Linked DNA regions of Mus musculus: region 2 is linked to region 1. The links are chromatin loops, found by intact Hi-C in ENCODE. Cell type or tissue: heart. All regions are shown on one strand. Each heading gives the region's core, and the rest is flanking DNA. Links, peaks and the distances in the headings are about the cores only. Region 1 holds the start of Wdr70 (WD repeat domain 70). Region 2 overlaps Gm41262 (a long non-coding RNA gene).

What was found. Peaks named below come from ENCODE experiments on the same cell type or tissue, not always from the same donor. Only the 100,000 strongest peaks of a DNase experiment are listed, where the experiment ranks them.
Region 2: a loop joins it to region 1, with 6 times the contacts of the local background. A loop is called at or near these places in 9 of 42 quality-filtered maps.

Annotation. Positions count from the first base shown.
Region 1 is chr15:8,093,622-8,101,957 of GRCm38, forward strand. It overlaps Wdr70 (WD repeat domain 70), which reads right to left and starts at 5,588. Exons shown (of 18, transcript NM_001081402.1): 1 at 5,498-5,588; 2 at 5,335-5,400; 3 at 55-138. The coding sequence starts at 5,522. In heart, for the core only: a CTCF peak has its summit at 4,438 (motif pointing left); a DNase peak (open chromatin) is centred at 5,600; H3K4me3 peaks cover 1,630 bases; H3K27ac peaks cover 1,053 bases.
Region 2 is chr15:7,456,955-7,465,290 of GRCm38, forward strand. All of the region lies in intron 2 of Gm41262 (a long non-coding RNA gene), which reads right to left. Among named protein-coding and RNA genes, the nearest start is that of Gm41262, 7.2 kb to the right of the region's middle. In heart, for the core only: a CTCF peak has its summit at 3,332 (motif pointing right); no DNase peak of the experiment used is centred there; H3K27me3 peaks cover 2,883 bases.

The DNA.
Region 1 (8,336 bases), core at 259-8,258:
TATAATGTTTATACAGCACTGAAGCCAATAGAGGAAAATACATGTGCTGCTTACCCAGTGTTTTCCGGCTTCTTTCCACCGCTGTCCTTCGAGTTTGCTCGAACATGGCCTCCAAGTCAAATGTGCGAGCTTTCTTCCCTAGAGCAGAGCAAAGAACACTGTGAGCACTGAGCTGGCCCTGAGCTGGCCAGGCGCTTTCTGTGCTCCAGCTTCACCGATGGAGCAATAACCAGGCCATGTGTCTACCTGACCGCATGTTTCCAAGACAGTGATAAACAGTAAATATACAAATTCACTATTACCTACAATGCTTGGACCAGAAGTGTTTCAAGTATCAAGAGGTGGTGCTGTTGTTTTATTTTGGAATATTTATACACAGCTTAGCCTCCCTAATTCAAAACAGAAAATATAAAACTTTTTTGTTTTTTGTTTTGTGGATTTTTTTGTTTGTTTGTTTGTTTTTGGTTTTTTGAGACAGGGTTTCTCAGTGTAGCCCTGGCTGTCCTGGAACTCTCTCTGTAGACCAGGCTGGCCTCGAACTCAGAAATCTGCCTGCCTCTGCCTCCCGAGTGCTGGGATTAAAGGCGTGCGCCACCACCGCCCGGCATAAAACATTTTTTTGTTGGTGGTTTTTCTAGAGTTTTTTTACTCTTGCTTCCGACCACAAATTAGCCTTGAACTCATAATCCTGCTGCCTCAGTCTCCCAAGATCTGAGATTATTACAGGTATCCACCAAAACAGAGCCAAAATCCAAAACTTCTGAGCACTAATATAATGTTCAAAACATACAAATTTCAGATTCTTAGAAGTAAGATTAGCCAGGCATGGTGGCCTGGTCTACAAAGTGAGTTCCAGGACAGCCAGGGCTACACCGAGAAACCCTGTCTCGAAAAACCTAAAAAAAAAAAAAAAAAAATTGGACTGTGAACCTACTTAATGTTAGCCAGCCAGATGTCTCCTCCTCCTCTAACTTACCTAGATGTCTACATCTTGAAACAGCATTGCTCTGTTGGGGAAAGACTCTTAGAATCTGAGAAAATACCCTAACACATGACAAAGCAACTCCTCAGATAGAAGCAGAATAAGGACTTTAAACAGACTGCCTGGCTCAGAGATGCAGCACAGTTAGCAGAGAGCCCGGCTAGGACTAAAAGTGCTGTAGCTGACTTAAAGGTCACGAGACTACAAAAGAATTAAAGGCATTTGAAGAAGTGAAGAAATAGCCAGAAACCAAAGAGATGCTACAGTCTACTGCCAAGAACTGTGTTGTTCATAGAACCAGCGCTCTCACTCTAAACATGACAGAGCTACCAGATTAGAGCATATATGTTTACACCTGGGTTCAGCCCTGACTATCTAGAATAGGAAAATCAACACAACTTACATGAGCTGATAACGTACAGAACTCCCAGAAAATAAATGTAGGGGCTGTTGTATTTTTTGGAGCTGTGAGTGGAACCCAGAGCCTTACTTATGCTTACTAGGCTTACAGCGGACTGAGCCCATAGCCTTGATGTTGTCTTAAAATGCTAACTCTATAGTGACTTCTTACAGAAGCACTTAAATACACACACTGGTGACTATGTCTACTTCACTATCCTAAATAGAGCATAAAGTTCTCAAAGAACCAAACACCAAATACGACAGGTGGAGCTGTAGAGCTGGCCCTGATCCCCCAACTATGTTCAAAATCTTGAAACTTCCCCTGCTTAGGAGGGAAAGGGGCCTTAAGGGAAGGAAGAGACAGAACAAAGTTGTGGGCACACTGAGTTAAAAGCTTACGTGGGAATGGGAGGAAGGGAACTGGGGAGAAGAGGTAGTTTCAAGTAGGTTAATTTAAACTAAGGACGTCTGAAAAAAGCCTCGAGAAAACCTTTTGTTGAGATTCATTCAGTTTTGAGTGTGTTTTGCTTACATGTGTCTAATGCACCATGTGTGTGCCTGGTGTCCACAGATACCAGGAAATGTTGGATTTTGGAACTGGAGTTACAGTTGGTTGTAAACCTCCCGGTGGGAATTAAACTCAAATCCTGTAAAAAGAGCCAGTGATTCTAATCACTGAGCCATCTCTCCAGCCACAGTAAACTAATTTTTTAAATATAACTTTTAAAAGAGTTTAAACAGAAGTATTCTGCATAGGTGGACAGTGCTTCTCCAGGAGGACACCATTACAGAGAAACCTCAGTGCCAGGAGGCCCCAGAGACTCCCAAAACAACACAAGCTATTGTCATTGCTCTTAGTTGCCGACCACATAACCAGATGGTAAAACCTACTGCTGAAGAGAAGACTGACTGTGGCCGTGGCACAGACAGACAGCAAGCTGGAACTGACCTGGAACGCCTCCCGGCTGGCTCACTTCTCATAGTGCCATAAATGACAGGTAGGCCAGTCGGGGATTAAAGTCATGAGCAGACTACCCAGCAGTGGACTCTGCATGCTACAGAGCTGACCTGCCAGACAAGACATGCCCACTGGGGAAACAGAAGCAGGAAGGCTATGAGAGTAACCAACTCTTCTGACTGGACTTAAAGCCGACCCATAGAAGGAAATACTTAGTACTATGAGCCTAGTCAAAAGTCTCTGACTGAGGAGCTCATAGTGTCAATAGTGGCAACCTGCTTCTAAATATTTATGTTTATACCCATAGATTAGCACTGCTTTCAACTTCAGTCAGAGAAATGCTAATACAGAGATTCATGACTGTCAAAGCACTTTGATAAGGGGCTGCTGGATGCTCTGTCCTAAGAGGCATCTGGACCAACCCCTGTGGTGTTTACAGAATACATAGAAGAGGGTGTAGGAAGAAAATCAGGGCCAGGGGAGAAGGGACAGGACATCTGTCCTCTAGCTGTGACATGGACATGCTCTCTGGACTCACATGAGCTACAACTACCTTCACAAGACCCACAGAGAAAGAGGCAGTTGATAACTGCAACATGGACAGGGAAGGGGCTCATAAGGCTCCACCCCCCAATTGAGGACCTATTCACAACTAGGGAAGCTGGAGGAGGGGAAACATTTCTCTCCAGGGATATGGTCAGAGGTAGAGAGCCCACATAAATGCAGGCAGCACTACCTGAATGCAGAGTATAAGAGGAGTCTGAAGAGAGCAAGAGGGAAGAGTTCCAAGAGGAGTGGCCAGATGATCAAGATACACTGTAGATATGAATGAAACTATCAAAGAAGAAACAAAATATTACAAAATATCTTAAACACACAGTATGAAAGCCAGGTGGTGGTGTGGTGGCACACTTTGATCCCAGAGCACTTGAGTTCCAGGCCAGCCTGGTCTACAGAGCACTTCCAGGACAGCCAGGGCTACACAGAGAAACCCTGTCTCAAGCAAAACAAAACAAACAAACAAATAAGGTTATCTTTTAATTGGTCTATTAATGAGCTATGATAAATATACATGAGAGCTAAAAAAAAGAAAAAAATTCCACCTACTAACATAATCACAGACTATCCATCCCTCCTACTCTTGAATAAGGTATCCATGGGTTTTTGTTTGTTTTCCAATTTTTTAGTTTTTTTCTAAATAGCAACAAAAAGACAGTATCTAACCAGGTGCATACTACACGGTAAAATCCCAGAACCAAGGAGCTAAGAGGAAAAAGGGTCAGAAGCACACGGTCATCCTCAGCTTACATACAAAGTCTAAGGCAAGCCTGAGCTGTGTCAGGTCCTGTTTTAACTAAGAAATAAAAATAAATAACAAAAAATAAGTAAAGACAGTCTAACTACATAGTCCAGGCTAGCTTCAAACTTGAAACCTGCCTCAGCCACTCAATTAGATTCTTGTATCAAGTTATTAAAGTTTTTAATAACTCTCTCAACAAACAAAAAATAAAATTTAAGTGATACAAGATCTCTGGACACTAAAATAAATCAAGTTCTAACAGTGCAGCTTAGTAATGGGACAGGTAGTTAGCATGCAGGAAGCCCTGTTGAGTCCTCCTACTACCAAAAATTAAATCATGTTTTGGAGGCCGGGCATGGTGGCGCATGCCTTTAATCCCAGCACTTGGGAGGCAGAGACAGGAGGATTTCTGAGTTCGAGGCCAGCCTAGTCTACAAAGTGAGTTCCAAGACGGCCAGGGCTATACAGAGAAACCCTGTCTCAAAAAAAAAATCATGTTTTGGAAGAATATAATACATGAAAATCGCAAAATACTGTCTTAAAAAGCAATGTTTACTCATAAATATGATATTAAATTTTAATATGCACCAGGAGATCTAAAAAAAAAAAAAAACAGATTTGACTTCCTTTTCTTCGTGATTCTCCTAATTTTCTGAAGTCAAAAACAGGAGTTGGAGAGATGATTCACAAGTTAAGAACACTTGTTGCTCTTGCAAAGGACATGTTTAGTTCCCAGGGCCCACAAGGTGGCTCACAACCATCTGTAACTCTAGTTCCATGGGACCCAGTGACCTCTTCTGGCCCCCATAGGTACTGCAGGCAAATGGTGCACAGACATAGAGGCAAAACAACCGCTCAGAAATATAACTATATATACATTTATCTTTTAAAAAAATAAATCCACCGGGTGGTGGTAGCTCAAGCCTTTAATCCAGGCAACCGGGAGACCGAAGCAAGCAGATCTTTACGGGTTCGATGCCAGCCTGGTCTACAGGGTGATATCCAGGACAGCCAGGACTGTTACACAAACACACACACACACACACACACACACACAAAACCTGTCTAGAAAAAAACAAAAAACAAACAAACAAACAAAAGAGGAGAATGAATAGGAAGAAGAGGAAAAGAGGAGGTGGAAGAGGGAAGGAAAAAGAAGAAAAGAAGGGAGAAAAGAAAGAAAAAAAGTAAATACTGTAACTACCCTTTTATCGACTAATTACCTAGAAGAAGCTAAGTAGATGAATAAATGAAACAATGAATGAATGAGAACTAGGTACATCAGAGAGACATTTGTTCCCAAAACAAATTACAGGTCAATTTCCATTTGATTTTTCTAGCACTGATACTATTAACAGATGATTATGTCTTTTGAGACTGTTTTTTCTTTTAAATCACCTAATAATGTGACAAGACCAGGGTATACATTAAGACTGAAGAGGAAGAAACGCTATATCCACCAAAATGTTATTTAATGGTCGCCACTAAATGTCTTTCTCAGACTGGGTCACCATAGTAATCCCTTTCCGTCAAGGTTTCCAACTGTCACCTGAACTGGTCTCAACAGTTTAAATGGGACCGATTCGGATTTGGCACGGCGGAAGGCGCCGGTCAAAAGTGGCAGCTCTCCTACCCTTTACTCGCAAGCCCCGGGCGAAGTCGGGCTGGGCTCTGCCCCGGGCAGTCACTCACCGAATCCTGTGAAGCCCATGGTGACCGCCAGCTGAGGGTCGGGTCCCGCCGTGTCTGCGCCTGTCACTGGAGCAAGAAACAAAGGACAGACCGGCCGTCAGCCCGGCGCTCCAGTGCCCAGCACGGCCCTCCACCCCGGCTGGCCCGCCTAACCCACACCCACCTTCGCTGGTTCCCGAGTGCTCCATGACTGCCCGAGCCCACCGCCTCCGTGGATGCAGCAGCGCGCGACTCCCGGCAAGCCCGACGGAAGTGTCGTCACCGAGACCGCGTCGCCAAGAGCGGCCCGGCTGCGTGGGTAGGCAGGCTTTCGGACTCTCGCCCCCTAGCGGTGCGGAGGGAATGCGCTGACAAGCCACGAGGAGGTCTAGTTTGGGAGTTCCCTAAAACCTTTCGGTGGTTTCAGATGCGTTCTCAAGCAAAGTCCTGGCACGTTTCTAAGGAAATCAACAGAATCTTGTTATTTGCATGCTACTTTTATCTATATTCGTAATGTACTTGACGTACATGATGAAACTTCCACTGCTGCCCATCTTCTCAGTATGCTTGAAGAAACCACTATCTAGTTATAAAGATGCCAGAAAACTGAAGAGTTGTTAGGAATGTTTAAAGCGCTTGCCCTCAGTCTCCACTCTCTAGGCTAGCCTTGTTTACTAAGGGTTCCAAATGTTACATGTTACATAACTACTGTGTTTCCAATTTATTTTAGTTTCTTTACAACTCTGTTCCTATTCTTAATGACACATCATTTAATATACTTTTAAAGTCTAAAACAAATACTTGGTTGAATTTTTCTTTTGTCAGAGTCTCTCATTTTGTAATCCATGCCTGGCCCAGAACTCAGAGACCCATCTAGATTCCTCTGCCTCCCAAGCTTTTAAAGATGTGTGCTACCAAGCCAAGTGAAAATACTTCATTTTCACATGCACTCAATGATTGTGGACGTGGTATAAACATGCCTTACTGTGCAACCTGCAGACCTATTCTTCTACTATGTGGTTCTGGGGGTGGACCTCAAGTCACAAGCTTAGCAGAAAAGACAATTTCCTACTGAGCCTTGTAGTCCACTCAAGAATGAAAATTCTTTGATAAAATTACTCCTGAGCCCCAATATTAGACTCCTGTCTCTGTCTATGGTTCATTGATAATGATTATCTAATGCTTCCATTGTCCTTAGAGTAAAAGAAAAATTTATTAGTACAAAGAAGCTGTAGATCTGTGGTTGCTTAGCATAGACAAGGCTAAGGGTCTGTATTGGATCTCCACCACAAAAAAATACAAATTTAATAAAAGGTTAGCCTGACTTCCAAAACCTTTCTATTCCAATCTTGTCATTTTCAACATTCCCATTTAGTGCAGGGAGCGGCCTCAGAACACATAGTCCTGAATGCTTTAACTCTTCACCAAGTCATTGATCCAACCAGCTCATCTCCAACTATCAAATTAAATCTCTCCTGCTTTTGAAAGCATCTGTAGAACTTTGTAGGCCTCCAACTAAATAAGGCCCACCTACCATGTGATACCCTAGTCTGTCTTCATAATATAATGGCTGGGCAGGCACTCTTGAGTGGTTATTAAATGAATTAATAAGAAGAAATGGTTGTGAAGGCAAGTTACTTTTCCTATGCACAAGATGTATATAATTTGTAGCAAGGAAGTTTGGGTTTGCCTCAAGAGATTACTAGTGACAAATTACCCTGAACTTCAACCAGTAAGGCTAATTTATTTTGCCTACTCTCAAATATGTTATTATTGGTGCTAATATTTCTTTTCTGAGCATAAATAAGCAGCCATTAGATACTGGAGTAGAACTTTATGAATGATATTATGTATCCATAACCTTTAAGCTCATAAGTAATAGTTTCAGCTCCTCAATTGTCAAGGAGAAGAAATTTTGAGATTCATGATATATTAAACTTTAAACTGAAAAGCACTAGAGAAAATGAAAAAAAAATAGCTATTCCATCACCCCATTAGAATTGGTATTTATCACCATAAACATCATTTTAAAAAGACACTCTGCTATCAATCAATGATGACAACAATGCAGCTTCCACATTAAACTATTTCTGTTGAGTATGCGTGAAACAACTTCATAAACATAACTGTAAAGTGTAATGGAAGATTTTTATTTCTCTTGAAGAAAATGAATTTATTCATTAATCAAAACAGGAAGCCACTCAATCAATGATTCCCAGTGCAATCTGCAGACTGTTTAAGAGTGCCCATATGATCAAGACTCTTTGGCAAATAATCTAAGATACCAGTTGGGGATTTCTTCACTATATTGATTATATTGACTGTTGAAGCAAAAGCAATGGCGTACTAAAATAGGGCACATTAGAATATTAGTTTTTCTGAATGATTCATCAATTGGGGAGGGCCAGACAGTAAGCCATTTAAGTCTCTACTGGACAAAAAGGAGCAAGGAGCCATAGCAAAGAAAACAATTGACTGGTGGAAAGTCCTTAGAGGTTAAATCACAGAACTTTTGGAATGTCTCTCTGTATTAAGGGAATTTATTGTAATGACTTAGTCTGTGCGCTAACTAATCCAGCGATGGGCAGCTGTGAATGGAACATCCAAGAATCTAGGAGTTGCTCAGTCACACGAGGCTAGTTGTTTCAACTGGTCTTCTGAATCGTGGTGCAGCTGGAATCCTCAAGAAGTATATTCCAACAGATGTGCTAGCAAGTCAGTGCAAGCAGCCTAAGAAGACTGAGTCTTCCCTCATCCAATGTCCTTATGTAGGTCTCTAGCAGAAAGTGTGGCCCAGATTAAAAGTGTGTACCACCACGCCTAGATTTGTAACTTGCTTAGTCCCAGGCTGGCCAAGATCTGCTTGCCTCAGTCTCCTGGGATAAAAGGCGTGTACTACCTTGCCTGGGCCTAAGCTTTTCATGGCCACTATGTCTTACACGCGTTCTCACGACCGGCCAGGAAGAACACAACAAACCAGAATCTTCTGCGGCAAAACTTTATTGCTTACATCTTCAGGAGCC
Region 2 (8,336 bases), core at 24-8,023, 640 kb before region 1:
CCACCTCACACCAGTCAGAATGGCTAAGATCAAAAATTCAGGTGACAGCAGATGCTGGCGAGGATATGGAGAAAGAGGAACACTTCTCCATTGTTGGTGGGATTGCAGGCTTGTACAACCACTCTGGAAATCAGTCTGGCGGTTCCTCAGAAAATTGGACATAATACTACAGGAGGATCCTGCAATATCTCTCCTGGGCCTATATCCAGAAGATGTCCCAACCGGTAAGAAGAACACATGCTCCACTATGTTCATAGCAGCCTTGTTTATAATAGCCAGAAGCTGGAAAGAACCCAGATGCCCCTCAACAGAGAAATGGATACAGAAAATGTGGTACATTTACACAATGGAGTACTACTCAGCTATTAAAAAGAATGAATTTATGAAATTCCTAGGCAAATGGATGGACCTGGAGGGCATCATCCTGAGTGAGGTAACCCAATCACAAAGGAACTCACACAATATGTACTCACTGATAAGTGGATATTAGCCCAAAACCTAGGATACCCAAGATATAAGATACAATTTGCTAAACACATGAAACTCAAGAAGAATGAAGACTGAAGTGTGGACACTATGCCCCTCCTTAGAATTGGGAACAAAACACCCATGGAAGGAGTTACAGAGACAAAGTTTGGAGCTGAGACGAAAAGATGGACCATCTAGAGACTGCCATATCCAGGGATCCACCCCATAATCAGCATCCAAACGCTGACACCATTGCATACACTAGCAAGATTTTATCGAAAGGACCCAGATGTAGCTGTCTCTTGTGAGACTATGCCGGGGCCTAGCAAACACAGAAGTGGATGCTCACAGTCAGCTATTGGATGGATCACAGCGCCCCCAATGGAGGAGCTAGAGAAAGTAGCCAAGGAGCTGAAGGGATCTGCAACCCTATAGGTGGAACAACATTATGAACTAACCAGTACCCCGGAGCTCTTGACTCTAGCTGCATATGTATCAAAAGATGGCCTGGTCAGCCATCACTGGAAAGAGAGGCCCATTGGACACGCAAACTGTATATGCCCCAGTACAGGGGAACGCCAGGGCCAAAAAAATGAGAATGGGTGGGTAGGGAAGTGGCGGGGAGGGTATGGGGGACTTTTGAGATAGCATTGGAAATGTAATTGAGGAAAATAGGTAATAAAAATATTAAAAAAAAGAAATACATATTAATTGTTTCCACGACACAGATAAGATTTGAAGATATAAGTAAAATACCCACATTCACTCATGTAATGCATAATGGAGCTGGGATTTGAACTTGTGTCTCCCTGGTACTGGGATTTGAACTTGTGCCTCATTGGTACTGGTCCACGGCACTGTGATGTCAGGGTGAAGACAGTAGAGGAAGGAAGAGGATGGAACCGAGACCTGCTGGTGACTGACTAGATCTGAGGTACCTCAGAGGTTTTGAGCTGAAAATACACAAATGGTCACATGCTGTCTGGGGTACTGAGAGATAACCAGCTAGAATTAGCCACATCGGGTCATACAGAATACAATTTGAATCCCAGAGCAGGGCAGAGGTGGATTAGGGAGAGCACCATATTGAGGCATCAAATTGGGTAGCAGATAGGCAAGTTTGTTTAGAGTCTGTCACGGATTTTAGGGCTTCTCCCCCTTTTAAATAGCTGTTGATACTTTGTCAGTGTTGCCTCTTTTGTTACTTTTATTTCAGATAAAGCCCTTCCAGAGAAACTCACAAGGAACCAGACATGTTTTCAGTGTCTGTCTGTTAGCTTTTAGATGACCCAGACTACTCTTCATTCACGGGAACACTAAATCATCTGCCAAGAGGAGTTTCTCTCGCCAAGTTTTAAACCCGTGCTACAGGAACATGAACTGAGCATGCTCAGTAGTGTGCCGCCTCTATGTGATGATGGGTCTTTCTATATGAATTATACAGCTACACAATGTGGACTGTCAATATCATTTAATACATATTCCACCAACTTAAAGAAACAACTCTTTCCTTTACAGAGACACTAACTTCGTGAATCAGCCCTGGGGCCTTCCCTGTGCAAGCAATGAACTCTCTGCTCTTTTATCTTTTGCTTGTGTTTCCTGGTTTGGTCCTCACCAGGGGCTAAGACCACAGCTTTCAGTCACACATTAGAACCAGGAAACATGGAAGAGAAAGTTACTCTAGTGCTGGATGTGAGAATGCCTGGATTAATTGAGAAAGCAGTTCACCCTCAGTTATAAATGACCCCAAATGTGCTTCTGCATCTGTTTGAGATGATATTTCTTGTGTCTCTAGCGTCACAGAGCGATTTCCGTGACAAGAAACACGTAGATGTGTCAGACAGCTGGACACTCAGCGGTAGATCGTCAGGCAGTCCTGGAAGTGGGTCTGCATTTCTAAGTCCTCACATCAACAGTTCTTATACTTTCCACATTTGTATAAGTAGAACGTGCTGGCAGGGTGTGAAACATTACACACATGCTCTGTTAGTAAATGATGTGCCGGCAGTGTGATTTATGTCCTGTAGGCACACAACTTCCTCTCCTTCAGAAGAGGGCTCTAGACAAGCTAGGGTCTACAAGTGGCTCTGCCAGGGAGTTGAAAGCCCACCAAACTCAAGGACCCAAATCTCCTCGGGTCACCCGAGGCTTTGGCCGGAGAAGCCCGTGGGAACAACCTCTAGAGTTTGATCTGGAGTATGGTCCTTTTTTCTTCCTGTCCTTCTCCACAGGAAGAGGTACTGAGCAATATCCAACTTGTCTCCAGTGCTAACGACTCTAAGCACTCCAGGCTCCTCCAGGCCCATTTCTTAGGACAAGCTCTGTGATAACTAAAATCAGAGACAGCTACCTCCATCTTTCTACATCAAAGAAAAAGAAGAAAAATGGCATAGTATTTATAGCTAATTCAAAACAGCTGAATTGTAAGTATCCCCCTTGCACACAATGTCCATCAGGAGAAGAACATACCCAGATTAATTTAGAAAGCATTTTAGACTAATTTAGCTATAAGTGACCAAAATGTGCTTTTGCATCTGTTTGGGATGACATTTCTTGGGCATGGAGCACTGTGCAGTAATTCCCGTGACAGTAAACACATAGACTTGCTATTTGATAGTTGCATAACTGTGGTTTGCTTTTGCTTGCTCTTGGAGGTGAAGAGCTGGCTGTCTGCTTTTTGTTCCCCCCATCTCACCCGCAGGCGGTGAGGTGGAAGCAACCAAATGTAAACTGCACCAAACTGGGGGTGGAGGTGGGGGTGGGGCAGGAAATAGTTAATATGCCAATTGCATGTAAGATATCTGGTCAGTTTCTCTGAATTGTCTTTCAGCTCAATGTGCCCGAGTGGCAATGCTCATGAATAACCAGCAGAGGGCAGCCACGGCCTCCTAATACACTGGGAAGGCTCTTCCTGCCATCCATGAAATAAGCTTCAGAGAACAAACTCTTGCTTGCATCTCTAACAGTTTCTCCCAAACATTGGATAAGTCACCACACAGTGGGAATAACTCAGGTTGCGCTCTGCTGTCACGTGACTTAGATGGAAGCTCAATTCTTCTATGTTCTAGCTGTGGACTGGCTGCACTTATAGTTAACCTCAAATGGAGACAGTTATAACATCCACTTTATATGTGGGCTTACTGCGAACGTGTAACAAATTAGTATTCATTGTACATCCAGAACAGAGCCCAGTATACAGTGATGTATGGTATGTGTTCTTGTGGCTACAGTATTACATCAGTCTTTGTTTATGTTTCAGAGTCCCAGATAAAGTATCCAAGAAGGAAGTGTCATGACTCAAGAAGGAAGAAGTCAAGGCTTGGATGGGTCTCAGGCCAGGTGGCCAGAAACTACTTAGATGGGGGTGGCTGTGGTCAGGAGGAAGGAGGACAGGGAAGTGTCTCTGAGGAGGGAGGGAGGAAGAAGCAGAAGCTGTCTTGAGTTAGTTCATTTCTTCCCTGAAGTAGTCAGAGACCTGAGCTTGGACCACTGAGGGGTCAGCAGGGGTCTTGCACAAGAAGACCTCCAAGTGAGCAGAAGGCTAGTCTTCTTAACTGTGTTCAAGCAGGATGCAATTAGCTGCAGTTGGGGAGGGCATCCTGGGCGCCTCTCCTCTGGGTGAAAGACAGAGAAAGAACAGGAAATCTTGGTTACCACATAGCCAGCATGGCAGTGGCTGAGGCAGCAGTTAATGTTCTGGCTTCTGAGCAAAACCGAGAATGCAGTAGTAGAGAGTGGTACCCAGCAGGTGGAGTGGGTGGGGTCCACAGCAGGAGAGAAATCTTTCTTTGAGCGATGCTGCAGAGACCCCTGGCTAGGAGTCTGAAGTAAGCGCCAGTAAGTTGTGTATGGTCAGGAACCACATCTTATCTAACCTTCCATTGTAGCATGGCACATCCTTGCCTACCTGACCTCCAAATAACTCTGGCTGGCTGGTGAGATACAACTGAACGCACACTGCACGTTGTTTTTCCTCCTCTGACCCGTTAGCTGATGGCTGCCCACATTTCTGTGCTCCTCTGTGGTTACAAATAGCTCAGCGATGCCCACCCTCCCCACCCAGTCTGGCCTGTACTAGACAGGGAGAATAGGGAAGAAACACTGAATTAAGAGTGAGTATCAGGGCTGTGTTGTTACTGCAGCATAACTCGGCCTGTACTGCCTCACCCCTGTGCGGCCCTTTCCCACACTCAGTGCCCCTTGCCACTTCTCTCAACCCCTCACTTGATACTCTGGCAGGTACAAGGACAGGGACGCACCATCTCAGGTTCCAGATGGTGAAACAGGCCTTCCCAGAGCTTTAACTGTTCAAGGTCCCCAAATCAAAGTGAAGAGGCTGAGACTCGACCTCAAGCCCCAGGACTGTGTTGTTCTTTCCACCTCCCCTCCCTAGCCTGGCACGAAATCCAACACTAAAAACGATAGCCCGACTTGACTAGCCGTGGGCCATGAGTAGTACCACGTTTGTCCCCAAGATGATGGATGTGTGGGTAAAGATGACTGCTTTCACAGACACCAAGGTCAGTGAAAGGATGCTGCTCTTGGGGGTCTCAGGGCCCACCATTGCCTGGGAGGCTCTCTCACTCCAGTTCAGAAACAAGCACCGACATGTCATGCTTCATCCCGTGATCTGTAATGGAGGCCTCGCTGCTCCAGTTCGCTTCTCCGTCATGCCCTATCTGTCCTGCTCCAACCATAATCATCTTGACCTTGAGTTCTCTCCATCTTTGCACCTATACTCCCTTCCTGTCAAATTTTCCTGGCCTCAAGGCTCAGTAACTAGGCGATGTGTTCTCCGCTTAGGAGTTCAGCATAGGCCGTGGCAAGGCTGGAGTCTGCTACTGATTGTGTATGTCATGCCTGGTACTTGGACCTGGCTCTCCGCAGGCTGTATGGGACAGGGGGGCTTCAGAGAGACTCACAGGCTGCAGGATAGGAATCTCAGGGCTGACAACTTTGTTACACTTCCCATCATACCCTGCAACTGGCAGCCAGTTTCACCAGCCAAGGATGGCTTTCTGCTTCTACCCATCCTCCACTGCCCACTTTGAAGGGATCAAAGAGCCCCGTGTGTTTTTCTAATCTCCCTAATCCTCGTCACTATTCCAGCGAGGACACAGGTATCATCACTGCCATTTTTCAGATGAAACGAAGGCCCAGACACTTTTAGTGACAGACCCAAGGTCACCCCCACTGGCTGGTGTCGGGGCGGCGACGGGAATGGAACCGAGGCGGCTGCCCTCCCAAGCCGTCGGCCTCCATTAGACCCCGCTGTCCCTTTGGACTCCCCCTGCTGTATTAATTGAATATCAGGTTCTTCTTCACTTCCTGCCCGAAACAGAGCAACAGCTGCCGCTCGTCCTCCCGAGCCGCTGGCTGTACTTCAGTGGTGGGTGAAGCTATGCTGGGATAGAAAGTGGGCGAAGCCTTTCAGGATAAAGGGGTCATCAACACGGAAGGTATAAAAGAGATGGCTTGACTTTACTGCTCTTCCTGACTTGCAAATGACATCATGACGGGACCAGGCTAAGAGGGAAAACGGCTTAGGAGGGTGAGTATGAGAGTTGAGAGGGAATGTGGAGGAAAAGGAAGGAAGGAAGGAAGGAAGGAAGGAAGGAAGGAAGGAAGGAAGGAAGGAAGGAAGGAAGAGAAGTCAAGATGCACTTGCCATTGGATAAGAAACTTGGTTAAGAAACAGGGCAGTAGGGGACAATATTAGTGGTATGGGCCCTGCAGTGTGTGTGACATTGGTGGCCTAGGTTGAGATTCTTTCCTTAAGGATGAGGCTGTAGAGTTCTAGCAGCACTTGCAGACCAGAGGACAAAGATTCTCTTCCTCCTACTCAGCCAATTGCTTAGCGCCTATGCCTGTGGAAAGAAACTCCAGGGTACACAGAATTACTTGGGCTACAAGGTGAAAGCAATAGTTCCTGAGCCTTATCCTGAGAGGCTGGGGCCCAGGACAACTATTGATTGCTGTGTAGGGCCCACCCAGGGGAGACGGTCAGTGGCCATCCATGGTCAAGAATCTCTGCACCTGTCCCCACACACACTACACTACAGAGAGGCCCTTTCGTATGAAGAATCAGTGGTATGACCCCAGGACGAGCAGCCCACTTGTATCTGGAGGTCCTGCCTCTTCTGCTGATTTTGTGGAGCAGGTCCCGAGGCCTGTCTGCAGTCTGCAGGCTGAGTGGGGCTCCTCCTGCGGTTTCAGTGCCCAGAGGAGATGGGAGGAGAAGGGACTTTTGCGTCCTTGGAAATCTGAGCAGTTTAGTCTAGGCCAGGAGGAAATTGAAAAACTTCCCAACCAAAACGTTGACTTCCCGAAGAGATAAAAAGAAGCCCAGGGCCATAAAACTGGGCCAGCACCCAGGACCTAGAGGTCAGGCCAGAGGCCAGAGGGGAGTCATCACATCCAGGGGAATGCAAGACACCGGTCCCTGGCCATCAGCTTCCCTCACTGTCGGCCCACGGAGCCAACATTCACATAGCAGATTTTCAGTGCCTGGGACTGGGGAGTCTATGTCACCCACACACAGGGAGCAGGAGGAGCGAGCATTCAGACCAGGACTCAGGGCCAGCTGTCTGCCTCTCTGGGTCCTACAAAGTGCTGTTCCCCCTGGAAACCAGCTTGAAAAGTTCATCTCAGAAGATTGCAAGTCAGCAGAGAAGACAGTAAAGAGCTGGTGGCTTGTGAGGACCGGAAGGACACAGGATGCCTCGTGGGACCTGTGGCTGTGCACCTGTGCTCCATATTGTACAAGCAGTTTTTGAGGTGACAGCTATAATCATCCCCCAGAGACACGCCAAATACCCAGGAAGTCATGAATTATGACTCCCCAGCTACCCTGAAGAATGGCTCAGGACCCCTCCTGCTACCATTAGGGGCGTTTCTCATTTTAGTGTGGTGGGTAAGCTTTCCTAGGCTTCTTCGCACCATTCACCTAAATTTAGGCAAATATCCTGGACCTAGTGCCTGTAACTTCAGCTACTCAGCATGCTGAGGCAGGAGGATTATAGGTTCACGCTACAGAGTTCTCAACTGGCCTGGTAACTTAGTGAAACCCTGTCTCAAAACACAAAGTAGCCGGGGACATTCCTCAGAGGCGAAGCACTTGCCTGGTGTATGAAAGGCTCTGGGGTCAGTCCCCAGCGTGGACTACGGGGGGGGGGGGGGAATGCTGAGAGAGTAGGCTTTATTCTCCCCTCACTAACCCCTACACACACAAATAGGGAGGATGCAGGTGGACTGGGAAGAAGCAAGGCCTCTATTCTTACATTTTCCTGCACTTTAATCACTTATTAGTTACTGTTCTCAATGAGACAAATAGCTGTCCTGCGAAGAGGGGAGAGGTTGGAAAAGTTGTTTTTTGGGGTTTTTTTTGGTTTTGGTTTTTTTTTGTTTGTTTTTTTTTTTTTTTTTTTTTTTTGCCTGCCTCTGCCTCCCGAGTGCTGGGATTGGGATTAAAGGCGTGCAAAAGTGGAAAAGTTTTAAATAACTTGAGCTCGAAGTTTGCTCTCATTCACGTAGTGTAACCTTAGACAAGTCTTTTAACCTTTCCAGGCCTTGTGGTCTCCACTCCCACCCCAGCCCCATCATACAGCTGTTATTTCATCCAGTAAACAAGTCAGAAATGTGATTGCCTCCGAGGAACCTGGAGTTGGTAGGTGGGGTTTGGGGAGGAGGGTTGGAGGGATTGGGGTTGGGGGTGGGGGGTGGGCAGCAGGGGCCGGAGCGCACTGTTAATATTTAATCCCTCACAGCACAATTTTCAGGCCCAGTTCAAAAGCCTAGGGAAGTTTGATGGCTGCTAACGTAGGTAAACAGAGGAGGGACATCCTCGGACAACAAGGACGCCATTA